Linked DNA regions of Homo sapiens: region 1 is linked to region 2. The links are chromatin contacts, found by Hi-C or POLR2A ChIA-PET in ENCODE. All regions are on one chromosome and are shown on one strand. Each heading gives the region's core, a stretch centred on a gene start or an enhancer-like site at or near the end of the contact. The rest is flanking DNA. Distances are from core to core; before and after follow the strand shown. Region 1 overlaps PPTC7 (protein phosphatase targeting COQ7). Region 2 overlaps ANKRD13A (ankyrin repeat domain 13A).

Evidence for each region. A loop is a pair of places that touch in the nucleus more often than their neighbours do. ChIA-PET counts read pairs that join two places held with the same protein, here RNA polymerase II (POLR2A). Pooled maps may share reads with other maps.
Region 1: a pooled map shows a loop between it and region 2 (2.8-fold over the local background). The contact joins two enhancer-like sites. A Hi-C loop is called at or near these places in 1 of 37 single-sample maps with no recorded cell type and 7 of 50 pooled maps. POLR2A ChIA-PET finds 5 or more read pairs at or near these places in 1 of 52 experiments (RWPE1).

The regions. Positions count from the first base shown.
Region 1 is chr12:110,560,974-110,564,558 of GRCh38, reverse strand. The region is part of intron 1 of PPTC7 (protein phosphatase targeting COQ7); the gene reads left to right. Among named protein-coding and RNA genes, the nearest start is that of PPTC7, 21 kb to the left of the region's middle. Within about 2 kb of position 2,043, at least 9 of the 41 ENCODE cell types and tissues checked have a DNase peak (open chromatin) inside an H3K27ac peak, as active enhancers do.
Region 2 is chr12:110,003,564-110,007,401 of GRCh38, reverse strand. The region is part of intron 1 of ANKRD13A (ankyrin repeat domain 13A); the gene reads right to left. Among named protein-coding and RNA genes, the nearest start is that of ANKRD13A, 6.1 kb to the right of the region's middle. RefSeq lists an enhancer at 1,753-1,892. Within about 2 kb of position 1,926, at least 6 of the 41 ENCODE cell types and tissues checked have a DNase peak (open chromatin) inside an H3K27ac peak, as active enhancers do.

The DNA of each region.
Region 1 (3,585 bases), core at 794-3,293, 560 kb before region 2:
AAATAGTATCTTCTTTGGGGTTAGGTCAAGGATATATGGCTTGTCATAAATATCAGGTTGACAAGAATTCTAGATCTAATCTTGTAAATTATAAACAGAAGGAAAATCTTCTCCCCAGCCTAAAGGGCCAGTACAAGTAGGCATATATCAGATAGCTGGTCTTAATTGCTTGTTACTTCCTTACTTAATTTTTGAATTATTTGGTATTATGTGACATTTTCTAACACCTGAAAACAAACTGAAGCCACAGCTTTAATAGAGGCCCTTACTTCTGTAACATAATTAGTGCCCTGTCTCTGCTATTCATAACTTACAATAAGTATGACCTCCCAGATGATTTGTTTGTTGCCTCCTCCTGTCCAGAAACATTGCTAACAGCATTTGGCATTTGAGGAAGATACTGTTGCAGGCCAGAAAGGAGTGAAGTGACCTTTTCAGTAACTTAACCTTCAACTCTGCAGTTTGTGGAAGGCAGACCAGTGATTCATACCAAGTTTGTAATTTGCACAAGTTCCCAAGCCACAGTTGAGCCAGAATAGATAATTCCACATTAAGTATTGGTATTTAAACAGAATTATTGAAGTTAAAGGAAGAACATTTTTATTTTTAAAAGGATGACTTTAAGTTTCTTTGCCTTCACACAATTGTTTCCTAATCCTCATGTCAGCACTTTTCACTGCTTTTTAAGACAAGGCAACTGCCCAGAATAGTCTGGAAATTATCTTCTCTAGTTAATGAAGTATTCTAGACATAGGTGTAAGTGTATGTGGAGGCTCATTAATTTGATTAATTCTTAAGTTGTCTCATAATTACTAAGCTAGCAAGGAATAGCTAACTATTTTGTTTGGAATTCTCAAACACAAAATGAACCGCTTACTACAGCTTTGATTTTGTTGTTTGAGTTTTGCCTATAGTTTCCATTTTCACACTTTTTTTTTTTTTTGAGACAGATTTTCGCTCTTGTTGCCCAGGCTGGCGTGCAGTGGCGCAGTCTCGGCTCACCACAACCTCTGCCTCCCAGGTTCAAGGGATTCTACTGCCTCAGTCTCCTGAGTAGCTGGGATTACAGGCATGTGCTACCACGCCTGGCTAATTTTGATTTTTAATAGAAATGGGGTTTCACCATGTTGGCCAGGCTGGTCTTGAACTCCTGACCTCAGGTGATCCACCTGCCTTGGCCTCCCAAAGTGCTGGGATTACAGGCGTAAGCCACCTCATGCGGCCATTTTCACATGTTTTATTACAGGGTTGAACTTTTCAGTCCATCCTTTGAGCTTCATTACCTTCACTTTTGAATTAACTTCTGCTTAGAGATCTTGTTCTTGACGTAGTCTTGATCTCTGGAGAATCAAAAGACACAGATTTCATTGTGATTAATGTGGAATGGAAACTTCTTTTTTCTTCTTCTTCTTTTTTTTTTTTTTTTTTTTTTTTTTGAGATGGAGTCTCACTCACCCTGTCGCCCAGGCTGGAGTGCAATGGCGCAATCTTTGCTTACTGCAATCTCTGCCTCCCAGGTTCAGGCAATTCTGTCTCAGCCTCCCAAGTAGCTGAGACTACAGGTGCCTACCACCAAGTCCAGCTAATTTTTGTATTTTTAGTAGAGACAGGGTTTTGCCATGTTGGCCAGGCTGGTCTCGAACTCCTGACCTCAGGTGATCCACCCGCCTCGACCTCCCAAAGTGCTGGGATTATAGGCATGAGCCACCGCGACTGGCCAGAAACATCTTTCTTCTTTTTTTTTTTCCTCTTCTTTTTTCTTTTTTGAGACAGAGTCTCGCTTTGTCACCCAGGCTGGAGTGCAGTGGCTCAATCACAGCTCACTGCAACCTCTGCTTCCTGGGTTCAAGCGATTCTCCTGCCTCAGTTACCCAGCTAGGTGGTATTACAGTCATGCGCCACCATACCTGGGTCATTTTTGTATTTTTAGTAGAGATGAAGTTTCACCATGTTAGCCAGGCTGGTCTCAAACTCCTGACCTCAAGTGATCTGTTTACCTCAGCCTCCCAAAGTGCGGGATTATAGGTGTGAGCCACTGCACTGGGCCGGAAACTTCTTGCAAAGGGAGTATTTCACTTGCTTGTTAAAACAGGAAGTGCAGCATAATCTATATAATTTTACCTCCATAGAACTGAAAGGACTGTTGTTAGTCAAAAAGCACATGACATTTTTCTGTATAACTTGACAGAATATATTTGTTGAATATATTTTTTCAGTCATCCTGCTTTTCATTCATTTTGGATTTTTTTTTTTTTTTTTTTTTTTTTTTTTTGAGATGGAGTCTCAATCTGTTGCCCAGGCTGGAGTGCAGTGGTGCGATCTCAGCTCCCTGTGCAACCTCCGCCTCCTGGGTTCAAACGATTCTCCTGCCTCAGCCTTCCGAGTAGCTGGGACTACAGGCATGCGCCACCAGGCATGGCTAATTTTTTTCATTTTTAAAATAGAGACAGTGTCTTGCTCTTTCACCCAGACTGGATTGCAGTGGCACAGTGATAGCTCACTGCAGCCTCAACCTCCTGGCTCAAGCGACTCTCCGTTTGGGATAATTATTTGCAGATACAACATTTCACAGTCTTGAATCACAGGGGAGTGTTTTTTGTTTTGTTGGGGTTTTTTTTGAGGCAGGTCTTGCTGTGTCACCCAGGCTCATGTACAGTGGCACGATCACAGCTCCCGGGCTCAAGTGATCCTTCTACCCCTGTCCCCCAAGCAGCTCGGACCACAGGTGTGTGCCACCATGCCTGGCTAATTTTTTGTATTTTTAGTAGAGACGGAGGTTTTACCATGTTGCCCAGGTTGCTCTTGAACTCCTGAGCTTAAATGATACACCCGCCTCAGCCTCCCACAGTGCTGGGATTACAGGCATGAGCCACTGCACCCCGTCGGGAGCGTTCTTAAGTGCCCAAATAGTTGAGGTTTAAGAAATGTTGATATAGGCTGGATGCGGTTGCTCATGCCTGTAATCCCAGAACTTTAGGAGCCCAAGGCTGTGTTGGGGGGCAATCACTTGAGGTCAGGAGTTTGAGACCAGCCTGGCCAACATGGCGAAACCCCATGTCTGTATTACAGATAGAAAAATTAGCCAAGCATGGTGGTGGGTGCCTGTAATACCAGCTACTCGGGAGGCTGAGGCAGGAGAGTCACTTGAACCTGGGAGGCGAAGGTTGCAGTGACCTGAGATTGCGCCACTGCACTCCAGCCTAGGCCACAGAGTGAGACTCCATCTCAAAAAAGAAAGAAAGAAAAAAAAAAGAAATGTTGATATAAATGTGATCTGTTCCATTGGATAGGAAATTGAGTTTCTACTCTGATCTCATTTTTTTTCTAGTTACAGTGCTTCATGCTGTGATGTCTTTAGACAAATGAGGCTGGCTCTGAGAACACTAAAGTCTTTGAAAAGCCTCAGCATCTGAAAAGATGCCTGTCGTACTGCAATAAATATTGCTTAGCCCCCTTTCTCATTAGATGGCCCCTTACTGCAGAAAGTCTGTAAAAGCAGATACCCTTATTCCTTAGAGTGCAGAGGGTCTCCTGATACTTCTGTTATTCAATTATTGTGATCCTGCCAGATTCTTATTCAGTTTC
Region 2 (3,838 bases), core at 677-3,176:
ATCTCAAAAAACAAACAAACAAAAAAAACCTCAAAAAATTAAAGAAGACCTAAATAAATTGAAAAACATCCTTATGCTCATGGTTTAAAAGACAATATTGTTAAAATGACAAAACTCTCCAAACTGAGGTATAGATTCAATTCAACTCCTATCAAAATCTCAGCTGGCTTTTTGCTGACATTGACAAGCTGATCTTAGAATTCATGTGGAAATGCAAGAAACCTAGAATAGCCACCTTGAAGAGAGAGGTCTGAGGACTCACATTTCACGCTTGCCAATTTTAAAACGTACTACACAAAGCTACAGCAATCAAGACAACGTGGTACTGGCATAAGGACAGACATACAGGTCAATGGAATACAATTTAGAGTCCAGAAATAAACCCACACATTTATGGTCAATTGATTTTCAACAAGGGTGCCAAAATAATTCATTGGGAAAGAACTGTCCTTTCAACAAGTGCCGCTTGAACAACTGCATATCTACATGCAAAAGAACAAAATTTTGGCTGAGCTCATTGGCTCATCCCTATAATCCCAGCACTTTGGGAGGCCAAGGCGGGAGGATCACCTGAGGTAGGGAGTTCGAGATCAGCCTGATCAACATGGAGAAACTCCATCTCTACTAAAAATACAAAATTAGCCAGGCATGGTGGCGCATGCCTGTAATCCCAGCTACTCGGGAGGCTGAGGCAGGAAAATTGCTTGAACCTGGGAGGCGGAGGTTGTGGTAAGCCGAGATCACACCATTGCACTCCAGCCTAGGCAACAAGAGCGAAACTCCATCTCAAAAAAAAAAAGACAACCCATGGAATGGGAGAAAATATTTGCAAATCACATACTGATAAGGGCCTACTATCCAGAATATGCAAAGAACCTTTACAACTCAACAAGTCAAATAACTCAATTTTTAAATGGGCAAAGGATTTGAGATGACATTTCTCCAAGGAAGATACACAAATTGCCAATAAGCACATGAAAAGATGCTCAACATCATTAATCATAAGAGAAATGCGAATCAAAACCACAATGAGATGCCACTTCACACCCACTAGGATGCGTACAAACAAAACAACAGATAATACCAAGTGTTGACAAGGATGTGAAGAAACTGGAATCTCATACACTGCTGGTGGAAATGTAAAATAGTGCAGCCACTTCGAAAAATTGCTGGCAGTTCCGCAAAAAGTTAAAACATAGAGTAACTACATGACCCAGCAATTCCTCTCCAAGGTATATACCCAAGATAAATGAAAACATATACCCATACAAAAACTTATACATGGGGCTGGGTGCAGTGGCTCATGCCTGTAATCCCAGAACTTTGGGAGGCCAAGGTGGGCTGATCACTTGAGGTCAGGAGTTCAAGACCAGCCTGGCCAACATGGTGAAACCCCATCTCTACTAAAAATACAAAAATTAGCCAGGCGTGGTGGTGCACACCTGTAATCCCAGCTACTAGGGAGGCTGAGACAGGAGAATCGCTTAAACCCAGGAGGCAGAGGTTGCAGAGAGCTGAGATCATGCCACTGCACTCCAGCCTGGGCAACAAAGCAAGCTGTCTCAAAAAAAAGGAAACCCACAAAAACATATACACAAATACACACAGCAGCGTTACTCATAATAGCCAAAAAGTGGCGACAACCCAAATGTCCATCAACTGACAAACGGAGAAACATTTTCGTCTAACAAACAAAACATAGTACATCCATGCAATGGAATATATTCAGTGATAAAAAGGAATTAAGCACCTGAAACATGCCACAACGTAGATGAACCTCCAAAACATTATGCTAAGTAAAAGAAGAAACAAAAGGCCACATATGATTCTATTTATATGAAATGTCCAGAATAGGCAAATCTAGAGACAGGAAGTAGGTTAGCAGGTTGCCTGGGCTGGAGGGGTTGGGGAGAAATGAGGAGTGACTACTACAGGTATGGGGTTTCTTTTTCGGGTGAGGAAAATATTACAGGGTGGGTGCAGTGGCTAACACCTGTAATCTTAGCACTTTGGCAGGCCAAGGCAGGAGGACTGCTTGAGCCCAGTCTGGGCAACATAGGGACACATTTTCTCTACAAAAAAATCTTTAAAAATTAGCCAAGCGTGGTAGTGCTTGCTTGCAGTCCTAGCTATTTGGGAGGCTGAGGTGGGAGGATTGCTTAAGCCGAGAAGGTCAAGGGTGCAGTGAGCTGTGATGGTGCCAGCCTAGGCAAGAGAGTGAGACCCTGTCTCAAAAACAACAAAAAAACAAAAAAGAAAGAAAAAGAAAAAAATTTCTGAAATTTGACAGTAGTGATAGTTGCATAACTCAGCAGATATACTAAAAACCATTGAATAACCTTTAAATGTAGATTATATAAGTGAACTATATCGCAATAAAAATCTTTTGAAAAAATCAATCTGTATATGTTTATACATAATACATAAAACGAATCTCTCATGTACTGTTTGACAAGTTGCTTAATTCCTCCTGAGCTTCAGTTTGCTCGCTTGTAAAACTGAACAATAAAAAAAACCTACCTTACAGTTCTTACAAGGGGAAAGTCCTTAACTTAGCACGGTGCTTGACACCACAGTAAGTGCTGAGAAGAGTTACCTGTTATTATCATACGCCCACACTATGTAGTTTCATATAGCTGTCACTTTCTCCCTAAAAGGGATTTGCTCAAATTGCATTACAGTTATTAGTGGGGCTTAGAATCTTCAACTAATAATATGAGTTCAGAGAACAAGGAGTTTCAGAATTTAGCTGGAATTCACTTTTTCTTTTGAGACAGAGTCTCCCTCTTGTTGCCCAGGCTGGAGTGCAATGGTGCAATCTTAGCTCACCGAGATCTTGGCTCACTGCAACCTCTGCCTCCCAGGTTCAAGCAATTCTCCTGCCTCAGCCTCCCGGGTAGCTGGGATTACAGGCATGCACCACCACGCCTGGCTAATTTTGTATTTTTAGTAGAGACGGGGTTTCTCTGTGTTGGTCAGGTTGGTCTCGAACTCCCGACCTCAGGTGATCCGCCCACCTCGGCCTCCCAAAGTGCTGGGATTACAGGCCTGAGCCACCACGCCCGGCTGGAATTCACTTTCGAAACTGATCATTTAGGTTTTCCTTTTAAGTTTCTTTAGCCATGAGCTATACCCAAATAAAAATACCCATCCTCCTTTAACTAGGAGTTTCCTTCCTATTTGCTCATTTCAGCTCATCCACTTTTCTTGCTCAAAAGCCTTAAAAAAAATTTATTTTTTTTTTGAGATGGAGTCTCATACTGTTGCCGGGCCTAGAGTGCAATGGTGCGATTTTGGCTCACTGCAACCTCCGCCTCCCAGGTTCAAGCGATTCTCCCACCTCAGCCTCCCAAGTAGCTGGGATTACAAGCACCCGCCACCATGCCCAGCTAATTTTTCATATTTTTAGCAAAGATGGGGTTTCACTATGTTGGCCAGGCTAGTCTTGAACTCCTGACCTCATGATCCACCTGCCTTGGCCTCCCAAAGAGCTGGGAGTACAGGCGTGAGCCACCGTGCCCAGCCAAAAAAAATTTTTTTTTAAGGAGACGGAGTCTTACTATATTGGCCAGGCTGGTCTTGAACTCCTGTCCTCAAGCACTGACCCCACCTCAGCCTCCTCAATCAAAAGCCCTCTTTACTATCTTGCCATCCTCCTGCCGAGCTCTGAGGCCAGGCTGCAGAACCAGACAACTGGACACCCCTTCCAGCTTGCCCACTAGCCTCAGGTGAATTATCAGTTCCCCTGTGCCTTGGTACCTGGCATGCAGGAAGTGCTTCATAAACTCACTGTCACCTTTAGGGGGACTCCAGCAAGAGGCTGCTGGCTAGTCCTCCT